2 separate regions of the Homo sapiens genome follow, and region 1 is linked to region 2. A link is a loop called in an ENCODE intact Hi-C map of the cell type or tissue named here. Cell type or tissue: A673. All regions are shown on one strand. Links, peaks and the distances in the headings refer to the core of each region. The heading gives the core; the rest is flanking DNA.

Region 1 (15,920 bases), core at 3,722-11,721, 600 kb before region 2:
CAGAAAAGACCAGTGAAAGTTTCAGTACATTAGAGCATATGAGAGCACTTTTTGTTTTTCTTATGTTGTGGTCTTCCTCTGATTTCCTAATAATCTTCGCTTCAAAAATCTACAGCACATGTGATCTGCTTGGAAAAAAGCTTTGGGGCTACCTTAGTGAGCTAGACTCTAGGGTACTAAAATAATTCAACCAAGACAAGACATATTATTAGACTGAACAGAGACTAGGTGATGAGAGCCAAGGTAATCTCACCAGAAACTAGATCAGAAAGTAGATCTTCTCTAGACAACATTAATTTGGATCAGAGTACCTGAACTACATTTTGTTTTGTTTTCTCTAGTCTTTTAACTTTACATGTTGAAGACTACTCAGGTTATTAGCTTAATAATTTTTCCCATGTGCAGGGACATGTGCCATGCCTACATCCTTTAAAGACCAATGACCTGTGCTCTGGTTTTCTTTTGTTCAAGAGCTCGCTCTGTAACCTTAGGCTCAGAAGTCAAAAGCCTTACCCAGCTTTTTTTCTGTAAAATGAAGAGATTGAACTAGACGATTTCTAAGGGCCCTTTGGGCTCTAAAAGCATGTAACTGTATAAAATTGAAGTAATAATATATCGTCTTCTCACCTCACAAGATTATGGCAAGGATCACATAGGAGAGCTGATGTGCTTGAACATACATAAAGGGATATACAAACCTAAATAGCAATAGCAGAACTGTGACTTAACCTTGGACTCTAGCAGTAAGGAGGTTAACAAGACTTTAGATGTCATTTGGTTTCATTATTTCCAAATGGTCTCCAGAATGATGCTTGTAATGTTGAATCAAATTACCTTTTTTGCTTTCTAAAAAAAATACACATTATTTTGGAGAGTTTAATTTAATTGGTTAGCCATGGAATCTGGGATCTATATTTACAAAATCACTTGCAATTAAAGATTCAGATTCTCTTTGTAAACACAGAATGTTTAGCTTCTTTTTCATTGCAACTTATGAATCCATTCTATAGTGAGGTATTGCATTATTTAAAAGTAGGTTATAATAGTCACTTATTAGTAGTTTAATATTGAGAGGCAGTGCTGGACAACAATTGAAGTTGGAAAACATGGGTTTAAATTATACTCTTTGACTTATTAACTGTGTAACCTTGAACAAATCACTTAACTTCTCTGAGCCTCAGTTTTCTCCTATTTTAAAGGATACAAACGATAGCCACCATCTATAGTGCTTTAATAATTAAAGAGATACTGCATGAGAAGAAAGTAATGAAATATGTCATGTTAGCTTGCCTTTCTCCTTTCTTGCCCTTCAAAGTATTGTAGCTATGAGGATATTAATAAAACACAATGCTGCATAATAATCACATCACTATAATAGTAATCTCCAAGTTATATAACAGGTGTCTAGATATCTTACCATCTGAACAGATGCCAATACATAAATTTGTTTACAGGTATCTCCTTTCTCAGAGACTAAGAGTTTAGCGGGTGGCATCTGGGTGAGTAAAAATACCTTCTGTTATTGTTAGTTTGTTTTAAAATTTAGGAAGATATGCCCAAATGTATGTCTTGCAGAAATTTTGCCTTACTATTTAACTATATTTATCCATACACAGACATGTTTGCAAAAACAAGTGTATTTTTCTTCTGCAAATATCCTTTTCCATTTTCTACCATTCCAAATCTCTTAAGTAAATCCACTATTTACAATACAGCTGTTTTAACGACATGTTTATGAAAATACAGATCCTGATCACAGTTTCCCTATGGACTACCAAAGAGAATTTGAAACCCCGTTAGTAGTTGCAAGATGAAAGTCAAGTTCAAATGTGTATCGAATTGTATCTAAGGAACTGAAATTGTTTTATAAACCTCAGTTAGACCTCACACCACCCCCCTGAGGATGGAAAGAAGTATTATGCACTCTTATGGAGACACAAACTTAAAATCCATTGAAAGTTTAATCACTTTGCATCAAAAGCCTTATAGCTGGTCCGTGGTGGAGTGAGGAACAAAACAGAATTTCTTCCTAGGGAGCAACTTACCTTCTTTTATTTGCCTGATTACTAGAGTGTATGAAACTTCTGGAAAATTATGATGAATGTTCAAAAGAAACCCCTGAGAAAGGATTAGCATTTGTTTCTCAGTTTAGAGAATGAGTGATTAGTTTTTCATGCAAAAGCAACAGCACCTTTTTTGTTTTGCTAAACACTTAGGTGGAAATGACCCCTTTGAGGAAGGAGAAAAGAAGAGCAGAGCAATTCAGGAATTAGGATAGCAATTGGTAGAATATTTCTCTTTCTTTCTTCTTTCCTCCTCCTTGTACATAGCAACATGCACAGATATTGCACGCTAGAGGGCACTTGAGGTAGAAGAAAAAAAGCTTCGGCATCCATTCTAACAGGACTAGTTGCCTATGCAGGCGGGAGACGGCAACCTAAAAGCAGTGCCCTGATTTCCACATGGCAGCATCTTTAGCAAAAGAACAAACAAAAATCCTTAGTATTATCCAGCTTTGACTAATAAAAGAAGCCTGTTCACATTCTCAATAATTAATTTCCCTTCAATATCTTGTAACATTTGTCCGCTGCATATACATGTGGTCTTCTCTCTAATAAGCATCTTGATAACTAATCACAACTATAAATTCCATTTTGCACATATTAAGATAATTGTTTTCCCTTCACCTCCCCTCCTCCATACATCTGTATTCCCCTATATATCTGCAATGGCACATTAGTATAAGTGTGCAAATATCAAATAATGGTAATCTTCTAAGCCAAACTTAAAATTAATTAAATGTAATTATTATATTTTAGTATGAAATACACTCTGTTATACCAAAGTAGTAGTATTTTAGGGAGTGGGGTACCTTTTTTACTCCTCTTTCTTCTTTTTTTATTCTTACTCTTTTTTCTTCTTTCTTCTTTTTACTTGGAACACATTGGGAACTATTTTTAATTTTTTCCTCCTTTTTTCTCCTAAGTTAAACAAGAGTGGTCTAGAATCTTAATCTAGTTGCTATTCTCCTACAGAAGAAAAAAAAAGATAGAGAAAAACCCAAACACTAATATGCTAAGTGTGTAGTCCACAAAACCTGGACTGGCTTATTTGATAGCTTTGTATCAGTCCTCTTAAATCTATTTACTACCCCACCCGCCGCCCGTCCGACCAAGTTTCTGTTCAGAAGCTGAATTGAAGCTTATCTCTTTTCTAGTACCTGGGAAGATGGAAGATAATGCCATTTTGAAAACCTTCTCCAAAATGCTCTCAGCACAGATGTGGTTTTCAGAAAGTGTTTACACCTCCATTTACTGAAAGTATAATGACAAACTCAAGATTAGTAATTATAGTCAATATTCAGAGATGCAGGCCTAATTTCAGGGACAGCTAAAACCAGCAAGCCAAGAAATGTAGAGCATCACAACTCTGAATAGCAAGCTCAATGATGATTTTATGTCAAGAATTCATAACTACTTCTAAAGAAATCAATTTAGTTTTTCAAATCCCATACTAAACATTAGTGAGGTACTCAGACGATAAATTTAGTGTGCTTACATTTTTATTCTTCTTTTCAAATCTTGTTTTTTAAGATAGTATTTTGTCTTAAAACAGAATATTCTGGGACAAAAACAGTAAATATTAACACAATACACTATTTTATTTTTTTCCTTCTCATCTTTATACATGTCACAAGAGAAAGAAATTGCCTAAAGCAGTGTTCTCAGATGTTAGCAGGTAACAGAATCTCCTAGCACATTTGTTAAAACCCAGATTTCTGAGCCCCACTCAGATTCAGGGTCAAAGAATTTGCATTTCTAACAAATTTCCAGAAAATATTGAGGCAGGAGCTCGTCCACGGATTGCAGGTTGAAAACCACTCGTCTAAAGGAATCTCCAGAATTGCTCACATTGGTTTAATGAGAGCACCATAATAACTTCTCATAATCTTAGTAAGAGAATGGTTTAAAGCAAATTCATAAACAAAAAAGCTGTCCTAAATTTACTTAAACATTTACAAACTTCTCAAAACTTCTTCTTTTTTATTTTATTTTTTTTTTTTTTGAGACGGAGTCTCACTTTGTTGCCCAGGCTGGAGTGGCTCACTGCAAGTTCCGCCTTCCAGGTTCACGCCATTCTCCTGCCTCATCCTCCCGAGTAGCTGGGACTACAGGCGCCCGCCACTACGCCCGGCTAATTTTTGTATTTTTAGTAGAGACGGGGTTTCACCTTGTTAGCCAGGATGGTCTCGGTCTCCTGACCTGTGATCCGCCCACCTCTGCCTCCCAAAGTGCTAGGATTACAGGTGTGAGCCACCATGCCCAGCCCCAAAACTTCTCTCTTAATGTTTTAATTCTTATGACTTACGCTTCAATATTGGAATCCAAAATAAAATTTAAGTTTCTTAAGCTTAATGCCAGAGTTGTTACATATTACTTACCCTTGCCCCATACCCCAAATAAAGGGCATGGTTTCAGATATCTTCATCCTAATGAAACACAGGAAAGGGACCCTTCATTTCTGGAAAAATATTACATGGTAATTTGAGTTGTCATTTTTCATATGTCATATTCTTGAGATTTTATTTTAAATGATAATACCTGGCACCATAGATATCACATTACAAGCAATCCAATAAATCTAAAGGTTACCAGTAATCATAATATGGTAAATACATTTTGTTTTTAGTTTGTTTTAATTTTTAATTCTATCTTGATGAATGAAAACGACGAAAGATTGCATTTTAACGCAGCAAATAATAGTTATGTTCCATTCTGTCATCTCCTGCTCCAACCAGAGAAGCTGGAGACTTCCTAACACTGTCTCCCTCTTCTTGAGCTCTGTTTCCTATGAACCATCTGATTCCCCACTCTGCAACTAGCTGGGCACTTGGTTTACTGTGTCCCTTGGTCAAAATTACGACAAACATTCCAGCCATAGTGAAAAAATAAAAGTGTATTTTACTACATGGAGTCCCTCTCCATCTCATTCACTCTCTACAGTAGACTCCCCTGCAAAACTGCCTGCCTGTCACCGAGACCCAGGCTAGAGACATCCTGCCTCATTCTACTTTTTGCATTAGTCAGCCAAGGTTATTCTGAATGCAATCTTCTCTCCCTCCCCCCAACTCCTTCTCCAATTATACTCCTGCCCTATCAGATAATTCCTCACCCTTCCTCCCCCGCAATGCTCCACAACACATGCAATTTCACTTGCCATTCTAAAAAGCCTATGTACCACAGTCCTCTTCCCGCTGGAAGGCTGTAACCCTGGAGAGGATGTTGAAAAGAAAACACTTTCTTAAGGGGGTAGGCTTTCACCATTGTGACATTACACTGCATCTTATTAAGAGTGGGTGGAATTGTTAAAGAGATAAATGCCTTGTCTTTCAGCATCCCTGATTATTTTAGAAATATCCTTATAGGGCTTTCTAACATTATCCTAATCCTCTATCACACTGCTTAATCATCCAAACCTCTCTTAAGAATTAGTCAGGAAATTCCTATTGTAACGCTTTGAGCAGATATTAGCAGGTATAGACAGGTTACCCTGAATTCCAGAGGACCAAAATTCAGGGAAGACAATGTATATAACTGCTGTAAGAGTAAATATGGACAAGATGAGTCAAAGCAAACTCTTCTTAACCCTAGATACCCAAAGCCATTGGATTCTGGCTCTCTTTAAAAGCCATTGGATTCTGACTATCTTTACTATGTCAGCATAGTTTGTTAAGAAAATGAGATTTGAGGATATTGTCTAACAATCTGGCTTTTTTTTTTTTTTTTGAGACAAGTTTGTTACTTGTGACAATCCCCAGCTTTCAGTAGCACATGAGTTTTTTTGAGTTTTCATAGATGTAAGAAGTTACCCCAAGGAACGGTTCAAATTATTTGTTCAAGTGAAAATGAATATCTGAAATTAAGCACAACCCAAAATGTGATCTATTTCTTTGTCCACTTGGGACTGTCTGGTCTAGCAGCAGTTATAATTTGATTGAGCCTTGACTGCTGCTCCTTTTTCCAAGACAGAATTAGCCAATTCCAATACCCTGTAAGCAGACACAGTCTGAGAAGAGAACAAACAGTTACTTAGTGACTGCCTGGGGGAAAAAAAATACCACTTGGTTCTCTTCACCTCTCCCTCTCTGAAATAATCCACTAAGTTTCTTGCCTATGACAGCTAGAACATGAAACAATCAGATATTAGAGCTACAGCCAATACTCTTTTTCACATTTCACAATGGGTTGTCAGATGCAGCACACAAAAAAATGTCAAATTTGCATAAATATCATAAGCATGTTGTGCCTATTTTCTCATTCTGTTCACTCTTTCTCATTAATTTGAGTGAGACAGTACAAGCTCTACAGACTGTGCGTCTTGTCCCCTGCACCTTTTTCCCCCTTCTGTTCTTGCTCTGTCCCCAGATGGTAAAATCCACCCTCAGGCTCACGTCTAGTGCACACAGGGAAGGGACTAAATCGGGATCTCCTGTGGAGGGGAGGGTTTTTTTTTTTAAGGTAAGAATTTATTTGTCTTATATTTATCTAATTTTATTAGAAGATGATGACTGTGGCATCGTCTACATGTTAGCCCCAGTGTTGAAAAAGAAAAGAAATCTGGACCTCCTGATTCATGGTCCCTTTTACCCCAGGGTGGCCATTTCTCAAGATCTGAGCGCAGCCCATCAGAAGACTTGAAGTGACCACAGACAGGGCAGGTCTTGGTGGAGGCAGGAGAACCGCAAGGATGGTATCTGAGAGGATATGACAAGATCAGGGCACATTGAGAAGACCTAGAAATTCCTCCCCTATTTCCCAAGCAAGTTCTGCTTTGCCTGCCCTCCTCCCCACAACCAACTACTGCGCGCCCCTCCTGGCTGCCACTCTGCTGTCCCTCATCCCATTTTCCCAAAGGAGCACGGGGACATCAGGAATGCGCTCCATCACAGAACCGCGACACACAGCCTCTACATAGCGTCTGAGTTGCAGGCAGGGGTCTCACAATCACCCTATTCTGTACGCAAGAGGCCCTTGGAATAAAGAGGAGGTAAGCTGCCCACGCTCAACCCTTTGCCCTGTCGCGTCCTCTTCCTCCTACGGAAAATAGCTGCGGGTCACTGAGACGCTTTTCAACATAACGCCAGCCCCAGAGCTCAGGTGAGACCTCTAGAGAGAAAGCTCGCAGGTACCTCATCCGCATGCTGTTATTATCTGCCAGCCCACTTATCCAGGAGCTCGGTCCTCAGCGGGCTGCGCGCACCGCGCGGAAGGGCGCATCTTCACCTCGTGGCTCTGGCGGCAGAGACGCGCGGGGCTTGCTCGGGAGCGAGGAGCGAAAAGTTGTGCGCCCACTTGGGTAGGGGGAAAGAGAGCGATCGAGCCAGCGCGGGAGAGCGAAGGGGGAAGGCGGGGAGGGGGCGGGGAGGGGGGACTGCTTACATGAATTTCCAAGTGGTAGACCTGCCTCTGCGCTCTGCCCAATGAGATCCGTCAGGGGAGGCACCCGGCTCACTTTTCCACATCACTTCACAGTTACATTTGGCAGGCAGGCGGGCTCGCACGCCGGAGCGCTCAGCCCAGAATTAGTGGATTTATTTGGAATCTCCCTGCCTCCTCCAAGCTCCGCCGCCGCCGCCGGCTTGTGCATAGACGGTAGCGTCAAGACACCAGCTGCACTTTGGGTTGCGGACACCCAGAGCCCAGCGCGCCCGCCCTGCGTCTCCGCACCAAGCCCTGTAGCTCCGAGAGGCATGAACGGAATCCGGAGGCGCCTGCCTAGCGAGCGAGGACCGGTCGGCGCTTGCCGCCCTCGGGAGCTAACCCCGAGCACCTCCAGCCATTTGTGAACCTGGAGGCTTGACATTCGCCAGCGCAGGGCCCCACAAGAGTAAGTGTTCCCCTAACCCACCCCCGTTTTCCTCTATGTTCCGACTATCCAGAAGGGACCGTTTCTTATAGGAATTCCCATGCCCCTTCGGACACCTTGCGCGCCTCCTGCCCCTCAGATGGTGGATGAGGGTTCTTAGCATAGGCTCTGGGCTAAGCTGTGTCTTTCGCGATATCCGTGGGTGATAACGTACGTACGCCTCAAGGTTTTGCCTGACTGTTTTTGCAAACTGCTTTGACAACAGATCCTAGAGAGTAGCAAGCTCCAGGCTGTGCCCCTCCAGTTTTCCTGCCGGTTTCCTTCCCTGCGGCGACTTGGCTATTTCGCCGCTTCCCAACGCAGGCAGGCGCGGCTGCAGCCGCGCGCCTTCACTGCGGGGTCCGTGCGGTGAATGGGAAGCACCTGCAGCCCGCTGTGCGGAGGGTGCAAGCCAGGGAAAAAAGGAGGCGAGGGGGCCCGAGTGGTCTATGGCTGGTTTTCTGCACCGCCTCATCTCCGAGGCGAGGGAGGGCGACCCCCGCGGCAGGGCTGCGGGCCAAGGCTCAGCTGCGAAAGCCCCAGCGCGAGGCTTTCCCACAAGTGGCAGCTCCAGCTCTGGGAGGTGCGGTGCCCGCTACAAACTTGCCGGGCTCCGGAGTCGCCCTGCGGCTCTGCCCTCGCCAAGACGCTGCCCAGCACCCCTGCAGGACCCCCAGGCAGTGTCTCCCCGCAACTCGAGATTGCGTGCACGGAGGCCCCCTTAAGCCGGGGACTCCGTAGCCGCTCTCCTAGGGACAGCTGAGCCCAGACCTGCGCTTTCTGTGGTCTGGCCGCTTCTCATCCGGGAACCTTTGAGGGGCTGGTCGCGCCCCTCGCAGGATCGGAGGGAAAAAGGCTCTTGCCTAGGTTCTGCCAGTACGTAAGAGGTTCATAAGGGACCTACTCCGGTTCTCCCAGGATCCAGCCAAGGCTGGGAAACGGTAAAAAAACGTGCTGCCGCCAACGCTGATGCCAACAGGTATCCACAATTTCCTCCGCTTATTCCTCCCAAACACCAGAGCCTTCCCCCACCCAGTCTGGCAGAATCCTCAAAGTTTCCTTGCGGTTGACCCTTCCCCCGCAGGCACGGAGCCGGCGGCATGTCAAGGACTAGCCGTTTGCCTCCACCAGCGGAGATGGCAGCTGTTTGCTTGGGTTGCTAAATGTAAGAAATCAAACCACATTAATTGTTTATTGTTGCAAACGCACAATATTAGTCCGTAATGGAAAATCGGGCTGGCAGCTGCTCACTTCAGCACCAATTAAACGATAGAGCTTATCACCAAGACAGCGGGAGGGAGGAAAGGTCCTTTCAACTTTACCACCCTTTCCTGAAGATTCCACAAGAGTTTCCTCCTTAGGAGGCATGATTCGACAATCCCTTAGCGCGCCCGAGCTGCTAATCAGATCAGCTGCTTTCTTTCACCTGGCGTCATGATATCTGGGGGCTGACAATGGGAACGAGGGGACGCTAGGGAAGGTAAGCGAGAGTACTGTCCTCTCGCATCCGGTACCATCGCAAAGCAGATCCGAGGGATGGGGGCTGGCTTTTGAAGCGCCTGTTCTCTTTACAACACTCCTGACAGCCATCTCAATGGTTAAAAACCCTCCTTGGGCTGTCACCTCAGGCTTTATTATAGGAGCTTTTCAACTGGAAAACTATATGTGGGAAAGATGTTTATGTAAGATTCGAAAGTGGGATTTTCCATCCATTCAGCCTCGCTGCTGCACCTCACTGCATGCAAAGTGAGCCCTGTCGTTCATGCTAAATACCAGTAAAATCCCTGCCTAGATATTGCTTTGCATCAGCTGTGTCCAGTGTTGCAGGGATTTCTTCGTGTGCGTGTGTGTGTGTGTGTGTGTGTGTGTTTGAGAGAGAGATATATATATGAGGTGGGGGCTGGGAGTGGGATTCTTCTACAGAGAGAAGTGGTACCTTTGAAGGATGTTCTCTTAGGGTTACATTCTTTTTCCCTTAAAGGGAGTTCTCCATAATCATCATGTCCAGACATGTTTTTCCACTTCCCCGAGCTCTGTGGCTGGAATAAATTCTAGAGCTATCCCCCTTATTAAATAATAATTCTGATAATAATATTCTGTAATTCTGCTTTAGCAGATTTGAAGCTCGCTGTCACATAGTCATTTCATGCTGGAGCAGTCACAGTATTTTAAATCGCCTTTGATTTTTTTTTTTCTGGACTCTGAAGAAGGCGAGGAGTTGAGGAAAATCCCTCTGAAAACAGAGAGGGGAGTCTTTCCAGCAACTCCGGGGACTGCTTCATTCAGAGCCCTTCCGTGGCAGTTCACCTTCCTCATTCTGATCCCCACACTCCCCAAGTGAATGTCAAGTTATCCCCTGACCATCGCAAATAGGCCAAATGTTTTAGAGACACTGGCTAATGTGCTCTGAAACTTGTGCTGTAATGCTGTCATTCAAACTTTTTAATCTATTCTCCCTGCAAATTGGTTCTTACATTACTAATTATTATTACTGTTAGAAATCAGTGCTTCTGCTTTATCATTTACAGTCTCTTAAAGCCTTCAAGATGGGTAAATCTCTACATTCAAGACTCTGTAACATTTCTTGGCTGCATTTCTGGTGTGTAGGATGCATTTCTTGAGTTCTTGAAGCTGCATGAATTTAGCTAAAAGAACAGAAAATTTGATAGCAGTCTTCACTAGAATAGCAGTTCCATTTGCCTGCTGTAGACATGTCAACTCTGAAGGGAAGGAATTCCTTACACTGGAAAACAACTTTATTTGGGTATTATGTAGAACTGTGGTCAACACAGTATTCATTTATAGCAATCCCTCAATTAGCACTGAACACAATTTAAGTAGCCAATGGCAGCATGATCGATGTAAAACAAAACAAACAAACAGCCCAGGAATGCTCAGCTGGATGGAGAAGACCACTTGAGAAGGCATTTGTAAAGACTGATGTGAATGTACTCAAAGGTCTGATACTGCTTGTTAGTCAGGAGGAACAGATTGTTGGAACAAAGCACAGAAACTCCAAAGAATGAGAATATAATGATTCTATTCAAGAAATTGTACCTCTGGGCTTTGCTTTCCAGGTTCCTTTCATTGTTTATTGGTGGGGAAAAAGAACATGCACATATTAAAAAGTTCAAACCCACACTTCAACAGCTGTTCAGAAAACGTCATCAATGTAGGTAAATTAATGCTTTAAAGAAAAAAATGACAATCTTTGTTATTTTTCTACTCAAGGTGGCACACCTCACGGCTTTATCAACATTCCAATTTGAGCAGATTTTCCATGCAAAACCAAAGGCTTTCAAGGGGTAAAGTGACATTCAATTCGTATTTCCAACCACACTTTTCTGGTCCATCCGCAAACTTTTGTGTCTGGCAAATCAAGGGACAAGCATAATCGGAGAAGCCTTTCTATTAGAGGTGCAATTTAAGGTCCGAAGACTTCTTTTTGAAAATATTCTGCTCAGTGGTGCTGCTGAAACTGGTTTCAGTCATTTTATATTTGTTACAAAGTTATTCAGTGTAGCTGGTGGAGAAAAACAATTTTCTTTTTGTTTTCAGCGCTATTGGCATTCACAGAGGAAATGGTCTAACTTTGCTTTTTAATTAAGAAAAACGTCCTAACTTTGGTGTGTTATACACTTCTCAGGGTGGGAGGGTGTAGATAAACCAATGATAATTCTTGTTGCTCTGTATTATGTACACACACACACGCACGCAAATAACACACACACATATACACAGCATGCTTCTTGAAAATGTGCCCAGATAACGAACTCATTTATTGGCTCAAGTCTGAGATTTTTATCATGTTCCCTTTGCCATTTCATCTGCCTTAGATTATTTGATTTGCCTTTCTGGCTACTCTGATTTGTATATTGATCAGTCTTTCAAAAAATGTTATCTGTGGCGCTGGGAATTCCCCTCCAGTATCTAATACACGTATGTTTATGAAATAGAACAATTTTTTGATGGACAAAGGCCATCATCCGATTTAGCAGGGCTTAATTAACCAAAGGGCTATTAGTGCTTTCTCAATTCATTCTTACAGAAAATTGTGATGCGAATCTATTTCTGCTGAACTGTTTGTTCCTGTCTCTGGAAGCTGCTTTAGATGTAACCATGAAGAGAAAATTAGTTGAACCTGGCAACTTCAAAAGGTCAGAAAAGAAATAAGTTCAAGGGATGCCATTTAGCTGCTTCTACCATATGTTGCCGCTAACTAAATCTCTGTTGCTTCATGGCAAAGCACCGGGGCCAATACTGTTTCTTTTTCTTATCAAGTTTTAAGCTTTATTTCCTGGGTTTTAAATGTCATGTGCTATTTCCTATCATAAACAATATCCATCCTCTTGCTTGGATGTCTTGTGTGTGTGTGTGTGTGTGTTTGTGGGTGTGTGTGTTTAAGTTCTCTTAGTAGGTAGAAGTATATAGATGTGATTTTCTGTATCTCTTTGGAAAGTATCATAAATGAATACCATTTATATTTGGAACCTTCAAACAGTTTTCTTTCTCTGCCTCCACTGCCAAAGACAATTGCAAATGCTAGAACGATGGATGGTTCAGGGCTAAGCACAGAGTTAGTGCTCAGTAAATATTTATTTTATGCGATAAGAAATTAGCAAAGACCCTGCACCCTACACTAGCATATTTTCATTAAAAGAAAGAGATACAATCATATCCAAAGTTCAATATTTTGACTTATCTACCACAATTTTCTCTGCAGAAATTTCATAAGTCCTCCTAAGTCTATTTTTAGTCACAGCTTTTCTCATTTTTTCAAATCAATCTTACTCATGTTCCACAAAGCATATTTTTGTTCTCTCACAATCATCTTTTAAATGATATGGGAATATAAAAAATGACATAATTCAGCTTTGTAAAAATGAGAATGCCTCCAAGACTAGACTTGCATCAAAGAATGCTATTAAACTATATTTGATGCAAAGTTATATTTTATTGGCAAAAAAATGCACTAATTGTGGAGTTGCTGCATGGGTGACTCAATGTCTGTACATTGTTGAGAATGTATAAAAAATAATTAAGGATTAATTTACTTCCTCTCTCCTTCCTGCCCTCCTTCTTTTTCTTTCATATATTTTTGTATTTGAATTGAACAGTTCACCTTACCCTCATGTGAATTGCAACTATGGGTGTTTTCAAAGACAATTCCATACTCTTCTGTATTAATCAGCAGGATACCTGGCCCTCACATATAGACACAGGGAAAAATAGTGTGCCATGATAAGGTACTTTTGTGGATGTGTTTATTGATATTTTAGGCATGTTGAAGATATTACAAAGGAATATTAAATGGAATCCCCTTACTCTTTTTTATGTACATCAAGTGAAAATATTACAGTATATTTATAGTTCATTTGCAGTCAGAACAATATTTTCCATGTCTTTTTCTCTCTAGATAGATTAATGAATAAAATATGATTATTTGATTCTAGATGTGACATAAATGATACAAAATAAGTAGATGGAGGAATGGTATAAATATCACAAGGAAATTATTTCCTTTTTATGTAAGAAGATTCATCTCCAAAATTTGATTTATAAAGTACGAAGGCACATTTTCTTCTTTATTAGTCTGTTGCTGGTTGAGCTTTATAAACAGAATTCACATTTGTGTCTAACTATTCCCATCTTCAACATGGGGATGCTCAGAAAAATGAAAAAAAAACAAAAAACAATTCATACTTATTTTTATCAGAGGGTTAAAACACATATCTTCTCTTGCCTTTGAGTGTCACTAAACTATAGTAGCTGAAGATTGTATACGTATTTTGGAATCTGCATAAGCAACTCCCTTAATTTTCATAAATTATACATTCTGGGTCATAACTCAATAGTATTTTTGTCAAATAATTGCTTGCTGTCTATCTGACTGTCTACTCATCCATCACCTGTGTCTGTAGTTCACGTTAAGTGTCAGTGAGTGGTTATTAAGCTATAAAGTTTTAGAAGCATGAAAGAGTGACAGTAAGGTGCACTTGTAAGCATGGTTACTACACAGTGTAATCTAATTGGCAGAATCTGGATGACTTATACTAGGATCGTTGGCTGCATTTCAATTTCAGTATAAGAGACTCTGAAGCCCCCATTATGGGATGTAAGTGATTTTAACCATTTCCACATTTCTTAAGTGAGAAGAGAAATCTAATTTCTGTCATCAATGCTAAAGTTTCTTGAAATAAATAGAAAAAGTTAGTTGCAATCTCTGACGAGCATTATCTTCTCTGAGCTCCCTTCTAAGTAGTATATAGCTATCACCTTGGATTCATCTTGGAATTAGTAGAGACTTTCCACTTGTGCTGTCCTCACAGGAATGTAGATGATTATGAAGTGCAATGGAATTTATCTTGTAAAAGATATGTACCAGGCAATGTTTTTTAATGAGCGGCTACAGTTTGATTGAAAGAGAATAGCTCACTCATGAACAGGTAGTGCTTGTACTCTGTCCTCTCGGCAGAAAATAGTCATGGACAATGTCATGTCTTCTATGGGAAGGAAAGATGTGGTTCGTTCTGGACAGTAAAAATGCAGCCCTTCTGAGGCTTAATAAAACTACTCGAAGTCATTGCTTTAATTGTATGTTAGTTGTGGAGAGGGAAAGCTATTTCTAAAATGCTATTTTATTTATACCCACCCTGGTTCATGCCATTTTTGTTTTACAAATCAAGAGTTTAAAAAAGTTACTTTACTTATTACCTGTCTACACAGAACATTGGAATTTTCCCCACTGAAGTACATACACAGCAAGAGATTGCAATAAAATAATTTTTAAAAATCAGTAAATATTTTCGGTTAAGCACTCGAAACATCCAATAAATAGTTACTACAATAGCTACATTGACAAAGACTTTAAATTACCTTATTTATTTCTTCCTTAATCTTTCAAAGTAGGTAGTATTAAACACAGAGCATCAGTTTCTTCACCTGCCACAAATAAGATAAACGTGCCCAGGTGACTTATTTCATGAACGATAGAGCTGTGATTCAGACTACTTCTATCTGACTCTAGAGTCAATGCTCTAAACAGCTATCTCATGGGGCTTTCCACAGTTCGGCTGAATTACAAGGTTGATAAGAAGAAGGTTGATTCTGATTGATTGCTATGATTTAAAGGACCTGCACGAAATGTTGTCACTCAGTAGGTCTCTGGCTGTTAAATTCTGAACATGTGATCTAAAGACTGCAAAGGGCGTGACTTCAAAGAAGGAGGGATTTAGATTAGACTCGAGAAATGACTTTCTGGCCACCACTGTGTCTGTAACTGGCAAGGGAGTTGTGGGACTGATACTCGTTTTTTTTTTTTTAGGATGATCTTGATACTGGTTTGCCTTTAAAAAGCCCAACAGAAGAAAATTACTCTCAATATCTTAACTAAACTGATGATTCCAAGAAAGTTTTCTAAGTAAAGGTCTGGTTCTAGAACACTAGAGAAGAGATCTTATTTTGACTTTATTGTCTTTGTCACTGGCTTAGTCACCCCATTCTGAAATTTCTGTAACAGAAAAATTTCTACGTGAAGAATAAACTTGTGACTCTACCTTGGGAAAGAAGGAGGAGGAGAGGCATTTATTTATTGATTTTTGCAAAGGAAACCAGCAATTATAGAACTTAAAGAAAACAAAAACTTCAGGTAGAGAGGAGTAACATGGCAGTAACAGAGCAAAAAGTGGATTTGAGGCCGGTCGCGGTGGCTCACGTCTGTAATCCCAGCACTTTGAGAGGCTGAGGCAGGTGGGTCACTTGAGTTCAGGGGTTTGAGACCAGCCTGGCCAGCATGGTGAAACCCCATCTTTACTAAAAATACAAAAAAAATTAGCCGGGCATTGTGGCGGGTGCCTCTAATCCCAGCTACTCAGGAGGCTGAGGCAGGAGAATTGCTTGAACCCAGGAGGCAGAGGTTGCAGTGAGCCGAGATCGTGCCATTGCCCTCCAGCCTGGGCAACAAGAGTGAAACTCCAACTCAAAAAAAAAAAAAAAAAAAATGGATTTGACAGATA
Region 2 (15,920 bases), core at 6,328-14,327:
GTTCACGCCATTCTCCTGCCTCAGCCTCCCAAGTGGCTGGGACTACAGGCGCCCGCCACCACGCCTAGCTAATTTTTTTGTATTTTTAGTAGAGACGGGGTTTCACTGTGTTAGCCAGGATGGTCTCGATCTCCTGACCTCGTGATCCGCCCGCGTCGGCCTCCCAAAGTGCTGGGATTACAGGCGTGAGCCACCGCGCCCGGCCTAAATGATTTTTTAAACTGTGTAGACATCGATGATCACCCTGTGTGATGTAAAGTTCTGTACCTTTTGATAAAGCATTGTATCATGTTTTATTATTACAGTATCATATAAAATAGTTTCACCACACTACTAATCCCTTGTGCTTCACAAATTCAAAACCCTGCCCAAACCCCTGGCAAACGGTACTACGTTTACTGTCTCTAAAGTGCCACTTTTTCTTGAATGTCATATAAATTGAATTTTACAGTGAATAGCCTGTCCAAACTGGCTTCTTTCAAAATAGCAATATGCAATTAAAATTCATCCACATTTTTGTAAGTTTTGATAACTCATTCCTTTTCATCATTGAGTGTTATCTTATTATAAAAATGCACCAAAAGTTGTTTATTTATTCACCTATTGACAAATATCTTACTGCTTACAGTTTTTGGTGATTAGAGGAAAATATCCTATAAATATTTGTAAGAAGGTTTTATGTGGACATAACTTTTCGAATAACATGGACAAAGATCTATGAGTGTGATTACTGGACTGTACAGAAAACCATGCTTAATTTTGCAGGAAACTGTCAAACTATGCCCACAGTTGCCATGCCACTTTGCATTCTTACCATCAATGAGTGAGAGTTCCTATTGTTCATATCCTCAAAAGCATTGGTACTACCATTTGAATAAAGACAGCCATTCTAGTAGGTGTGCCATAACGTCATTTTAAAAAATTTGCATTTCTCTAATGAACTATGATGCTGAAAGTCTTTTCATATGCTTATTTGCCATCTTTATATTTTCTTTGGTGAGGTGCTTCTTCAGATGTTTCCCAACTTTTAACTTAGGTGTTTGTTTTCTTATTGTTGAGTATTAAAAGTTCATTGTATTCATTTGGGCCCTTAACATTTTAAACATAGATATTTAAAATCTCATCTCTGATATCTACAACAACCATATTATATCTGGGTATGGTTCTGTTGATGGCTTTGTCTCTTCAGACTGTTTTCTCTTGCCCTTGGCATGTCTTTGAATATTTTTTTGTTGAAAACTGACATATTATATGCAGTAATAGGAACTGAGGAACACAGGCTTCTAGTATTTTTATCTTCATCTAGCTAAAAGTTGAGACAAGTATGACATTTGCTATAACTGTAGGCTCCAAAGCCTTCACATTCCTCTAATGATGTTTTTTGTTTCCTATTTGCTCTGCACTTTCCTAAATACCCCTACTCAGACAAAAATCAATTTCTTGCAGCTCTTTCATCTGCAATCCACTCTTAATGTACTGGGTCTCTGTTGTTGTGGTTGTAAGGTGACAAAGATGGGAAACATTATGTAATTGTCAAATTAAATCTCCATCTTTTAGTGGAACTGTCTTTCAGCTGTGACCTTAGCAAGTATCTCAACAATGATACAATTTCTTTTCTCCCATTCACTCCCTGGCTGTAGTGTTTCCCATTTACTCTGTTGATGTTCTTACCCCTATTGACTATGTTTTTCGTTTATCTCTTTGGCAAGATAGAAAAGGTAGTGGGTGATGAAATAGAAAAATTGAATTTCGTCTATCTTGGATAAGGTTGTGACAAAAGTACCTCCTGACCTCCTGTGCAATAGTCCTTTAATATAAAGAAAGATCTGGGCATATTCATAATTTCTCTTCCTCTTCCCACCCTCCACTCCTCCACCTCTCATTGTTGAAACCATGAGGGGGACCTTTCTCAGGTTTTTCACTGTGAGAAGCTGATGAGGGCCCTGGAGGTAAAATCTACAGAAGGGTGGAACTCAAGACTGTGGCCTCAGGAGGTTCTCACCCACAGGTTAATCCACACTCACCCTACAAAAATTCATGAAAATGACCATTAAATTTTACCTACCAGTTTACGGCTTCAGGGAGCTCTGCCCAAAGTAAGCAGATTTCAACTGTTTCTCTGGATCCACCTCTATCTCCAGATTTAGGGTTGGCAATTTGCCTTGCAACCTCAGATCTCTGAAGGGTGCAAGAAAATTTGTTGATTTTTAGTTTATCCATGTTCCTCTTGTAAAATTAGGAGTAATACATAATGAGTTCTTGGTAGTTCTTGTTGAAGCCAAAACTAGAATCCTAGTTATAGTCTGGCTTTTCTACTCTACTCTATAGAGTAGGTTATCATGCATCCTATCCATTCTAATAGCTTTACTTAACTAAACTGCCCAAGTGACTCCTCAATCTATGTCTTTATTATTTTTCCACCATGTGTTCTAGTTTCTGATTATCTGTTTAAAGGTTACACATAAATGAAATCCTACAGACGTTTTTAAGTCTAATGTCAAAACTAGGTTAATCTCTTTGACTTCTTAATATTATTGTTCTTTCCAACTTTATAATTTGTATTAAACAGAATGTATTTTGCTCCTGTGACCTATGTTCTGATCTTCAGCATCATCATTGGATATGTGTTACAACATGGAGAAAGGGCCCGATTTACAAACAAGTCATGTAAACCCGTATCATTGTTGCTACAATAATCTACAGGTTATTATGGGTCCCCTATTTCTATTTCGAACTTTCTATTTTAACCTCCCATGATCTCTAGTTTTTAACTTAGAATAGCCCCTAATTAGCCCTTCTATCACTTCTATTTCTATGGCTTTCATTGTCTCTTTATTCCAATCTGTTTTCAGACAACTTGTGTGTCTATGGAGACCACCAATGATTTAAAGTAGAAGAGTGAGTGGTCAGATTGAAAGTCGAAGAGAGAGTGGTCAGAGCTTTGCAGTCAAAACTAGCATTTCATTATTCAGAAATTCAATTTTTAAAGAAAATCTCCCTTCCCCTTTGCTGCCCTTGAAGGATCTCATAACCCTAGGCACTTGATTCATATAAAACAAATTCTTTGATTATTCCATTCTTTCCATCCTCCATCTCTTTTTACATGTCTTTGCCCTTCACTTGAGCTACATCAATTTCCCACTCACAGACACAAACCCTACCTTTCTTTATGAGCAAGTTCAAATGGCTACCTGCATGAGGACATTTCTGAGCATCCATTGAAGAAAATAATTTCTACATCTTCAGATTTGTATATGTCTTAAAGCACATATTACTTTGTAAACATTTCAGTTACTAATCTTTCTTCTCCTTAGGAAGTAGGGCTTAGATGTTTCACAGATCTGTGTGATACAAAGATCTGTCTCATATACTTGTAGCATCTTGAGTGCTAGCAAAGTTCCTTGCACATTACATATACTCAAAACAATTTTGAAGGATATATAAATTATAGAATAAAATTTCACTTTTCCAAATTTAAAACTAAATTTGAAATTATATATGACAATCATTAAATACTGCATTTGAAATGAAGAAGCAATAATGAGAACAGAAACAAAATAAAACAAAACCCAGAGGATCTCCAATTGCCAAATTGCCTTCTAAATGTGGTAGTGGTGACCACGTGTCTTCGTACAAAATCAAATGTTTGAGGATCTACATTTGTAGCAGCAGTGTTGCAGAAGAGAAAGAAAAGATATATATTATTCCTGGAAATTTTATATATATATATATATATATATATCTCCATAAACTGCAAAGATATCTTTTAAAAATCTTCAAAGACCATCTCTCATTACGAAAAATACACGCAATTCTAGGGAATTCTTGGAGGACAGCAGCAATCTTGCAAATATCCTACCATGACTAAGACAATGGTCTGTGATTTTCTCATTAACTTGTCTCAACAACATTGACTTTAGGAGGGAATACCAGTGAGGTGAGGACTCTTCCTTGCCCATTTTTCGACACAGAAGTCATAAACATTTGTGCCAATATTCTCAAATAAATTTAAGGAGCTGCAGAGCCTTAATGTAGAGTCAGTTTTGAGTTCTGTTTATTCAAGTGAGGTTAACAAAACATGAAGATACTCATGGGTTTATTAAATGAGCACTTATAAGTAAGGCAACTGATTATTTTCAGTGAACTAGTCCATAGCTTTGAGGTTAGCACATGTCTTAAAACTTTTTATCCTGGTAAAATAAAATGGACTAATGAAATATAGTTAAGGAATAGAAATGGCATCATCTATACAAACTACTCTTTTTTAATGGAATTCTTCACATAGAATTTAGTCCTAAAATTGTACAAAAGATAATTAGCTTGTCAAATGAATAAATGATTTTTTCTAAAAGAAGTATATCCATATCAAAAATTTTTCATGTTTAAAAAATAGTATCTGCAAAATACGACCTTAATATTAAAAATTTAGGCAATCTTTCATAGAACAAAACCTTATAAAAGTGATATATGAAGGGCTCTCAAGGTACATCAGAAGCATCTGAAGCGAGAAGTTGTGGGAACTATGGTATAAGTGGTTACAAGAGTAAACAAAGTTGAATATTCCTGTCCCCATGACTTAGGTATAAAAGATGACTTCTAGTTCAATGCAGGGAGTATCAAAGCCTGCCAAGGCGAATGCAGATATATGAGACATTGTGAAATTGCACTCATATATTTTTCCATGCCTGTGATTATTTGCTGATTTACTGTAGTCAAACTCCGGTGCTCATTCATTTAATCACAAGTCCCTTCACAACATAATTTAAGGTGATCACTCATGAGAATCTGGGTTGTGCCAGGAGCCTGAGGAACCACAGTGAGTTAGTGCTCTTGCAGATTCCTTGAGGAGCAATGAATTTTACTCCTCAAATGGGTCCAACATAAAAATGAGGGTGGTAGCCATGCGTGCTTGCAGGTTTCCAAACACTGAGACACATTTTGGCAGAATAGATAGGATTTCTTCTCAAGATGCTCCTGGAACTAGACTCAGCAGGTTCAATGAAAACCAAGACTAGAAAGGTTCTGTGGCCAGATTATTATCAGAGGCTATCCTTCTGCCCATGTCAAGTGGCTTCATGCATCATATTCATCTGTACACAACCATGTTTTAAGAAGGTTTTAAAATAGATTCACATTCCGAAAGAAAAACCCCAACTACCTGTGAGTTTAAATAGGAAACTCATTATATAAACTCAAAACAATTTTGAAGAATATATAAATTGTAGAATAAAATGAGTGTCATTGCACTCCAGCCTGGGCAACAAGAACGAAACTCTGTCTCAAAACAGACAAAAGAAAGAAAGAAAAACAATATCCAAGAAGAAAGAATGAAATATGCTTTAAAAAAAAAAAGAAATATGCTTAGGAAATACAGAACATTATTTGGGACTTTGTAAGAGTAAGTAAAATAAGCCACAACTTATTTTCTCCAGCTTAATGGGCGTCAACTCATTAAATGAGATAAGATATGCAAAATTACTTAGTGCTCAATCATTGTTATTATTATATGATAACCTCCATAATTTTATCTTTTGCAAACATGTTTAATCATTCTGATTTCAGTGCACACAGCATAAAACATGTACTCCTCAACTGTGGTTGAACTCCACCTCCCTCTTCACCATCATGCAGCTCCCTTCTCTTTCTGTCTTCTTGCTTTCATATTGCATTTCTTTATATCTCTACAACACATTCACTTCTTCCTGATTTAGCATCTTCACATTTCCTCTGCCTAGAGCAACCCATCACCCCAGTTGTTTTCTTTGCTTAGTTAACTGCTATTTATACCTCCAATCTCAATTCATAGGCCTCTTTCTTCAGGAAGTTTTCCCTGAATCTCAAAATTTTACCAAATGCTTCATGCACTTCTTCACATCAACATGTCAGTAATTATGAAATAAGTAATTATTACATTATTATATATTTTTTTCCTTGCTAGCTCTGTAAGAAAAGATAAAATTGTGTTTTGTTTATCACCTATATTTTTAGAGTCATCATAATAACTGACGGAGTGGTTGCTTTGTAAACATTTGTTGCATTAAAGAATGACTAAAAATAGAAGTAGGTTAACTAGTTAGCAAGAGTGCTCTAAAATAATTCTAAGCCCTGACTAGAGAGATCTAACCTCATAAATTCCCAAGGCCATTAGAGGGCTCTAAAGGCAATATTAAAAAACAAAAACCTTCTATTTTGATAGAACAATTTCCTACTGTGACAATATTTAAGAGATATTTTGCATGGTAAATGCCACTCAGAAACTTTCATTTTAGCTCCATTGAAAATAATCTTGGTTCCCTGATAGGTACTTTTTCTAGCATTTTCAATGTTTGGCACCTTAATGGGCATCTGCCTATATTTTGTCAGCTCTGCTTGTCAATTTGCAGACGAATTTTTGATATATTCCATACATTTTACCTCCATTAACATTTTTCAAGTGAATGGTCTCCTTCTTATTTGCGATGACTTTGACTTCTCATTTACTCTTTCAATTTTCTTGCATAAACGCTCAGAGAAATATGTATTTTCTATTTGACAATATATTTTATCCATTTAGATAAAAATACCTTTCTATATCTCCCAAAGAAAGCACCACATTTCTTTTTATTCTGCTTTTGATTTTTTTTTTTAATCTGAAATATTTTTTGCCAAAAGCACTACAAAGAGACGTTCGTAACCCTTCTGTGGTCTGTCTTTGCTGAAATTTAACTGGACAGCTTTTTTCATTTTATGTTAGAAAGGTTGTGCTTGCCCTACGTGGGGGAACTATCCTAAAGCAATGCAATCCAGTTCACAAATTTTAGTTTCATTTTCCCCATAAGAGTGAATAGTCAGGATCTACATGTAAAATGTATATATTTGAAAATGGGAAAACAGTTGAAAAATTACCTGGAAACCAGATTGTGTGGACATAGCCTCGGGCTTCTACAAGTTGTCTTCACTGTACTGACTGGATTCTGTGTGTAATTACGAAGAAAATTTTAATAGTGTTTTCCCTTGGCCATGTTCACTGGGAAACATTTTTCCTTGATGACTCTGGGTTTTTGGAATGAATTCATGTCAAGTTATCTTGTTGGCTGCTGACTAGTATTAAAAGCTTTGCAGAAAATTATTAAGGTACTTTAGGACAAAGTTAATATATTTTCATTATGGATGATATCAAAAAATAAATATACCTTTATTTAAAAATACAAAAAAGGGAAAATAGAAATCACTCATAATCCATGAATCTGTCAATACTAATTACATCAAAATAACTATTTTTCTAAAGAATAAAGTAAATTTCCCTTCTCTTTTCTCTCACAGACCATATATGTGGTTTTATAATTTCCTTTTTTATGTAATTTTATCTTGTGAGCCTTTCCCTATATGAAATATCTTACAGAATTATGAAATAAAAATATGTTGGTGTGCCTCAAAATATCTTCAAGTTTAATGTCCCTATCCCTTACCTACCTCTGCATTATTTTCATTCAACATAATTATTTATTAAATTTAGAAGATTTTCCCTCATTATCTTTATATTCACTAGAATTCTATGAAACAAAAAGGGCTCCTTATTACCAGCATTTTTCTCCACAATTATTGAAATAAATGGCATACAAACGGTAATTTGCAGACATTGCAGAATAAGTTTCTATAAAAGCAAAGACTAACTTTCAACATTTGTCAAGTGAGGAAGGTTTCAGTACATAATAAATACAAGTAGTTACAGCTTTATAGTTTTCAAGAACATTTCTACATGTTTAAACAAGCATTGCTCATATAAGTGACACAAATTTCTAAATTTCTTAGTGCCTCTGTATAAAAAAGTAGCAGATTAAATTAATTTTAATAATATTTTAACTTAATGCACTAAAAATTCTGTTATTTCCGCATGTAGTTAATATCAAAAAATATTAATGAAACTTTTTTGTACTAAGTCTTTGAATACTGTTGTGTATTTTACCTTTATAACACATCTCAATTTGAGCTAGCCACAATTCAAGTGCTCAATAGCCACATGTCGCTAGTGGCTACCATATTAGACAGTGTACATATAAATTTTCTTGTGTGGAAAAACCAATTCAATGGAAAAAATCTGCTTCTATTTCAAAAGTAAAATTTGAAGTTTGAGAAATCAAACATTTTCTGATGTTTTCACAGTTTTCTTCTAAGCAATCGTTCTTTCTTAGTATCTAATTTTAATTGTCATCTATACCAAATGAAAGCAATACTCTTAAGCTCAGTTTCATAATATTTGATAAAAGTAATTTATCTTTAATATATAAAAATCTGATGTAGTTTTTTGGTTGCTTATAATATTACTCTTTAGATATTTATAATATTTCATAGTTATTAATAATGTAGATTGCTGCCTGATTTAGCAAATATTTTGTATTAGTAAAACCATACAGCTCTCTGGAAGGCCAAAATAAAATCCCAAAACGTTAAGTTCAAAGACAATCTAGAATCACCATGGAATTAAAAAAGATATGTTTAGATCTTCAATAAAAACTAGCCTGTCAGAAACAAATATCACTAAATATCAGTGGTTGTCTATGATTATTTTGTTAGGACTTGAAAAATTAAAGATTGGAAATGAAGGAGGAGGAAAGGTGATGCTTCTTTTTTAAATGGGGGAGAAAGAAAATATTTGAAAACAATTCTAAAAATAGTAAACTATATAATATGTTATTTTGTACTTATTAACTTCAATAGCTTGACACACACTTATCTAATTCTTAAATTTTCTTTATCAATCTTCTAATTTATAAATTATGGTTGCTTCTGTCTCACTGACAGGAAAGTTTGTGAAACTTAGTATGTCTAATGACACATTTATGCTTGTTACAAGACTGTTTACATTTCTCTGAGCTTATTTCCTTCTCTATGAAGTAGGATGATCATATTCTTGAATTCCTCATTTTTTAAATGTACATAACCTGAATCTTTACTTCTTTACTAAGTGTCTATTAGCATCTTGATTAAGGATTAAAACTAAATTAAAAATGTCCCACTTGTAGCCTCTTTTTACCTTTTATTGTTTCCTCAAATTTATGAGACATTTGCCACTATCTCTCTCTCCACTTGAATTTAGCTAAAAGGGAAATAATGATACTTTCTCCTGATACAGTGCAAGGTGCTATTTGATATGAGGATTCAATGAGAAGGTGCAATAGAAAACTCTTCTAGACATGCATAATGTTGTGCAAAGGTGAGATTTATCTTTGTAAAAAATATGTTCTGCCGTTTTAATACCAAGAAAAAGCATCTACCCTTCTGCTGTTGTCCTCAGTTTGCTTTCCATTGGGTGTTGTGAACTAGGAAGCAATGCATATATTTCACCCAAAGAGAGTGAGAAAGTGATTCCATATTCCCTGGATGAGTTTTACACTTTACAGTAGCTGACACTAAACAACTTGGCTGTATCACATGTCTTCTCAAACTGATCAGCACTCGGGTCTGATTATTCAAAAATATTCTTAGGTTGCCAAAATACCATGTCACTTTATGTCTTTCTGGGAAATAAAAATGTATGCAAGAAATTTTACACTTTTAAAATGGAAGTGAAATTCCTTTTAGACAGCTACATGGGCCAGTCTCAAGAGAAGGTTTCCAGCTTGAAAATGATGGCTCAACCATGTTCTTTATTGAAGTTGTGTCTATTTGCAAAGCCTTTTTATTTTTTTCATACTGTCTCAGTGTGCAGAAAAAACAGTGGGAACCCGAACACTCATCTGTATATGTTTACAGTATCCAATCAATTTGCATTAATAAAGATTGAAAACTAGCAAATTAATTTGTGAGGTGACTCGTTTCAGTGAGTCTTTAAACATTCTCTGGAGAGCTATTGTGAAATCACTGAATACAAGGACTATATTTAGAATGTGTGTTGAGCCTCTGAGTGCTCAACAGCAGTAATAGGTCTATTTCTGAAGTAAGGACTGCCTCCTTGTGGAATTCCACTGGGAAGAGAAACGAAAAGGTCCCTAAATAATAATGCCATATCTCAACGGTAGATCAAAGAGTGGCTCTAACATGGTCTTCATGGTTAAAGGTCTCTTCATTTATTCTTTCAATAAATATTTACTGTGCATCTATTATGTGCCTGCCTATCTTCTACATTATGGGAAAACAACAAAATCAAAATATATTATGTTCTTTTCTCTATAGAATTTATGTTCCAAGAAGTATGCAAATAAAGAAAATAATTTTCAAGAGTGAGAATTGCAAAGAAAGAAATAAACCAGGTGATGCAATAGAGTAGTAAGAGAGACTTTACATTTTTGATCGAGTTGTCAATTAAAGCTGTCCTGAGAAGATCTGAATGTTGTAAAGAAACCAGGCAATCAAATGAGAAGCTCCTGGGAAGAGTGTTACCATCAGGCCACCCATGAATTAACTGAGTTGAGAAAGCAGTTTGTGTATTTGATGATCAGATGATAGTCATTTTAGTCACGGCTTAGAGTTTGAATTTTAAATAAAAATTCAAGAGGAGGTGATTAAACATTATTTTCAGAAAAATTGATTTTATTAATATCCTTCTATCTGCTATGTGTTGAATGGTTTATGGAAAGGCAAGGGTAGGAAAGATCAATAACGTGACTGTTATAGGGGTTCAGATTGGTGACAGTGGTAGTGTGGACTGGAATAGTAGCAATGAAAGTGGAGAAGAAGGCCGGGCACAGTAGCTCATGCCTGTAATCCCAGCACTTTGGGAGGCTGAGGCAGGCGGATTACCTGAGGTCAGGAGTTCAAAACCAACCTGGCCAACATGGTGAAACCCCATCTCTACTAAAAATACAAAAATTAGCTGGATGCGGTGTCACGCACCTGTAATCCCAGCTACTCAGGAGGCTGAAGCAGGAGTATCTCTTGAACCTGGGAGGCGGAGGTTGCACTGAGATGAGATCACACCATTGCATTCCAGCCTGGGCAACAGAGTGAGACTCCGTCTCATGAAAGAAAGAAAGAAAGAAAGATAGAAAGAAAGAAAGAAAGAGGAGAAGAACAGATTATTTCAAAATATGGTTTAGGAATAGGATGTGGGGAGGTGAAGAAAGGAAGAAATAAGAGTAATTATCAGGTATTATGACTTGAGTAATTCAGTAAGTGGTGATAGCATTTATTAAGTAAGGACTGAGGGAAGAAGATACTTGAAGAACAAAAATCAAATACTTCTTTATGTTTCACTTCCTACTGGATAGCTACATTTAGAGCTCAGGAAAGAAAGTGTGCAGCAGAAATACAAGAGTTGGACATGAGTCTCGTTCATTAGAGAACAACTTTTTTTGGTACTCAGTGTTATCTGACTGCTGCTGGCAGTGTGGGTAGAATTTAGTATATGAGTTCTAAGTGACTGAAAATAAAGGCTGAACTATTTATGAGCAGTAAAAGCTTTTAGTGCAGTATGAGTCTGGTACTTTCCTGAGCACTGTACTTAAAATGAGATAGTATCTCTCCTTCCAAACAATGTATCTACTAAAATCTACTTGCAGGCAGGGACCACATGTCTATCATATACTGATGACATGCCAAAATCTGGCTCAGGACCTGAGACATCACAGTTACTCAGCAGGTATTCAGGGAATAAATTATGTGAACATGGGCCAAGCTCAGACAGTGATGTTTGCATCATAATTTTTCCTTTTCCTGGAGAAAAATGTTGGATTGAAATGCAGCGAAACTAACTTAAGTATTTGTCATCCTCCTTTTCATCTTATGTCTAAGATTATTTGAAGGAACACCAAAGAATCTGTAAAATAAATAAATAAGAGGGCTACTGCTGGTCACCAAGTAGTATTGCCAAAAGCTATTCTCCTGGCCTGGTGAGCTTTATGTTTCCTGAACACTGCTAGGATGAGAACAGCTGGTTAGATTTGTGCTTTCTTCAGTATGCCTCTCTTTAAAAGAAGAACTCCCAGATATTGTTGATTTCTGCCAAGAGACCCCTGGATATTTCAGTTTTCTCATTGTGATTGGTCTTTAGAAAACAAAGTTAAAGATGGGTCTTTTGTTAGTTTGTTTTTGTTTTTTGCTTTTATACTGGTTCCCTCAAAACACTGTTCGCTTAATGCAATGGCACTGACTAGTTTCAGGGAACATTGGAAAGTCTCTTTTCATTCTAGTTTATGGGCTTGTTTTATATGTATATTATCATACTGCATTTTTCAGCAAAAAAAAGCATCCCCTGAATTGATCAACAGTCACGTTATTCACCCACATGCAGCTGGTTTTTTGCTCTTTCCAAAGATTATGAAGTTAACTACTCTTCATTAGAGAGGGTGTTTATTTTAAAGGTCATAGACTCAAAAGACAGCTGCACAGATCCCTAACATGTGCAATTTGTTCACCTATAAAGGGGTGAGGTTTGCACACCATGGATGTTCAATAGTCATTCAACATTAATGTAAATTTCCAGAGCCCCTAAGAACTTACCTCGGGCCATCAACTGTGTCTGCCCTTAACTATCACCTAGAAGAGACTGAAATTTTTCAGAAACTGTCTCAAACATCTTTTGAGAGAAATACTGAAATAAGTATGCATCATCTAGTGACATTACTTGAGGTAATGAGCACACTTTGAATATACTCATTCTGGAGTTTTATTTTTTAAGGGCACTTATTTTGTTATTTATTTTTTCACTTAAAATATTTATTGAGTGCTTAGTAAATGCAGGCACTAAGCAAGGAGAATCTTGAGAACTCCAATGTTTACAGCACCTTCTTTGCTGCAACTCCCACTCTGAATATAATAGAATATGCTCATTATTCCCCTTCCTTAAAAGAACAAGTTGTGTTTCTATTATTACTATTAGCAGTAGAGTCTTACATAAAGAATGCATTAAAAATCACACCCAAATACAACTGCTGACAGTCTGTGACAATCTAATTGCATTTCTGCCATCCCAGAGAAGCTATTTGTTGTCACTTATAATGATGCCATAAATTAACAATCAACTGGAAAGAGACAGTTTTAAATACAACCTCTTCACAATTTAAAGCAGGTCTTTGGTACTAAACACATTATCAGGATCGCTAAGTGTTCCTAGAAAGCAAATGTATTTCTCCTTCTCACTTTATACCACATGCTATTAACAAGAGGGGAATTGCAAGGCAGCCTGGGCTCCGCAGAAGCACCCACAGTGAGAAAGTGCTGGGTGGCATGATTTGCACTCTCTCGGTGTTGCTGATCACCCCCTCTGTATCTGAAGTGGAAGAGGAAGCCTAGGAAGAGTTATAAAAGGAGCAGCTCAAAAATTATTCTTTTGCACCTTTTAAGTAATGCGCTACAGGGCTGTAGCTAAGAACATGGACTTCTGAAGGTGTGTCAGTTTGACTCCAACCTGTCACTTTCTAGAGCTGCATGGTTCAATCGGAAAATCAGTAGTCATGTGTGGATATTTAAATTTAAATTAATTAAAATTAAATAAAATTTATAAGAGTGAGTTTCACAGTCACGCTCATTATATTTCCAGTGCTCAGATACAGAACATTTCCATTATCACAAAGTTCCATTGAACAACGCTGTTCTGCCGTCATCATTTTCATTTCCATGGCTAACATTCTACCTAGTTCAACCCATCTTCATTACCCACATTTGCTAGATCAGTCATCTCTCTTCTTCTACATTTGCCTTTCTATAGTTTCTACCTAACTCAGAAGCCGTTGTCATTTTGAAACTTAAAGGCAAGGTGGGAGGATCACTTGAGGCCAAGAGTTGGAAGCTGCAGTGAGCCATGATCATTCTACTGTACTCCAGCCTGGGTGGCAAAGTGAGACAAGAAAAAAAGAAAGAAGAAAAGGAAGAAAGGAAGAGAGAGAGAGAGAGAAAGAAAGAAAGAGAGAGAGAGAAAGAAAGAAAGAAAGAAAGAAAGAAAGAAGAAAGAAAGAAAGAAAGAAAGAAAGAAAGAAAGAAAGAAAGAAAGAAAGAAAGAAAGAAAGGAAAGAAAAGAAAGAAAAGAAAGAAAGGAAGGAAGAAAAAGAGGGAGGGAAGCAGGGAAGGAGGGAAGGAAGGAAGGAAGGAAGGAAGGGAGGAAGACATTTAAATCCGACCGTGATATCTTTCTCTATAGTTTCTCTTTATATTCGAGTAAAATCCAGGTTCATTACTATGGTCTCCAAACTTTATATATATGAGTCATAACATCATATTCTATCATTCCACATCTCGCCCTCACTCCCTTTTCCCATTTACTACTTTCAAGTCACCGTGGCTTCATTCTGGTCTTTGAATGCTGCAAGGATGGTCTTTCTTTGGAAGTTTTGGTCTATATATTTTCATCACTGGAAATCTTCTTCCCATTTAACATCACAGGACTTACTTCTGTTCAATCAAATTTCAAATTAAGTTTAATTTCTCCTGGAAGACCTTAAATGACCACTTGCTTATATTCTATCATTTCAATTTCTTTTTATAGACTTTACCATTACCATTAATTTTGATTTCTCACTTTTTTTGTTTATTGTTTGCCTTTATCCATTGTAATATGATCTCTGTAAATGCAGGGGTCTTGTATCTTTTGTTCTATGCTGAACCCTCAGTGCCTAGCAAATTGTTTGACACAGATGAATGTTCAGTAAATAATTTGAAATGGCATAATACAACAGGTAAAATTGAGCACGTTATTGTACTTCCCAGAGCCACTGTAAATTTTAGATTGATTAGCTTATTTAATCTTCACGCTTTCCCTCTGAAGAATGTACTAATAATACCTTTATTTTCCAGATGAAGAAAGTGCTTAAGCAACATTTAGCGCCATTTATAATTTTAATAAATGGCAGTGCATAATGAGTTTTCTAAACCCTCTAGCCAGTATTGCTTTTGGAAACTTTGTGAAACATAAAATGTGGCAATTGTTAAAGAATCAGAAATGACATGAACATTAGAAGTAACCTTATTAACATCTCCTTCATCTCCTTGCAGTGAATTACCCACACCTGGCTTCTGCCTCATATGTTCCATACAAAATTATATCTACATGGTTCCTGCTGTCAAATACCTGCCTCAGGTAAGATCTGGGTTCAACAGTCCAAGGCCAGCTACATTAATATTGAAGCCTATTCACAAGAGAAAGTTGAATGTTGAGGTTCAAATCAAAATGTCAAGTAAATAATTCTATAGGGATAACAACATGAAGTGAGAAATTGGACTAAATTATCTAAGAATCTCTCCTTGTAAATTTTTAATTCTACCTGATTTTGCAGAAGTACTCTGCTTATGTTAAGTATGTTACTTCGACTCTGAGCTACTGAACACTTCATGTGCATTAGTTTATATGCACAACTATGAGGTAACTAAGCTAAATACATAAACCCCAAGACACATCTAAATATTTACAATAGCAAAAATACCCTATGCTTGACTATTTACATAAATGAGACAGCAAGGAGACCCCAGAAAGTCTTACTAAGGATAAAACATAAATATATTGAGGATTAATAGTCTATATATCTAATTTTCATCTACATAACACAAAGGCCCACTCATCCAAATTGCTAAATGTTGATTTTGTGCATGGAAGGGGTTGATCTGGACACTGCTTAATTTGGCTAAACAAGCCATCCTTCCTCAAGAAGCGTACAATCTTAAAGGGAAATGATAAATCCAATGGTCCATCCAAATATAACTAGAAAGATGTTGGAATTGAGTATATTTCGGAAAGCTAAAGATGGATTGGTATGGCTAGTTGAACACAGATTTCAGCTCTGATACTTTCTTTCCTAGAAGAGTATTGACTATATAAGATCACCATGATAATGCCTCAAACTTTGTGACAGATATAAGGCCCAGAGATGGGCAGCCATCAAGGATGGTGAGAAACACAATCAGGAAAAGGAATTAAGGAACTGGTGGTTGAGTGTCTCCTTATAGAAATATATAAATGCGTCAAATGATCATAGATGAATGGAACATTATATCCAGAAGAGCCTTTGTGTACC

What was found. Peaks named below come from ENCODE experiments on the same cell type or tissue, not always from the same donor. Only the 100,000 strongest peaks of a DNase experiment are listed, where the experiment ranks them.
Region 1: it touches region 2 in a loop (4-fold over the local background); 6 of 110 quality-filtered maps call a loop at or near these places.

Annotation. Positions count from the first base shown.
Region 1 is chr16:62,028,047-62,043,966 of GRCh38, reverse strand. CDH8 (cadherin 8) reads left to right here and starts at 7,529. Exons shown (of 12, transcript NM_001796.5): 1 at 7,529-7,887. It overlaps LOC124903777 (a long non-coding RNA gene), which reads right to left and starts at 7,377. Exons shown (of 2, transcript XR_007065217.1): 1 at 7,190-7,377; 2 at 6,534-6,754. RefSeq lists an enhancer at 9,227-9,728. In A673, for the core only: no CTCF peak of the experiment used is centred there; DNase peaks (open chromatin) are centred at 5,186, 7,526, 8,066 and 8,716; H3K4me3 peaks cover 6,195 bases; H3K27ac peaks cover 1,875 bases.
Region 2 is chr16:61,426,586-61,442,505 of GRCh38, reverse strand. The region is part of intron 1 of LOC105371302 (a long non-coding RNA gene); the gene reads right to left. Among named protein-coding and RNA genes, the nearest start is that of CDH8-AS1, 480 kb to the left of the region's middle. In A673, for the core only: a CTCF peak has its summit at 9,934 (motif pointing left); a DNase peak (open chromatin) is centred at 9,845.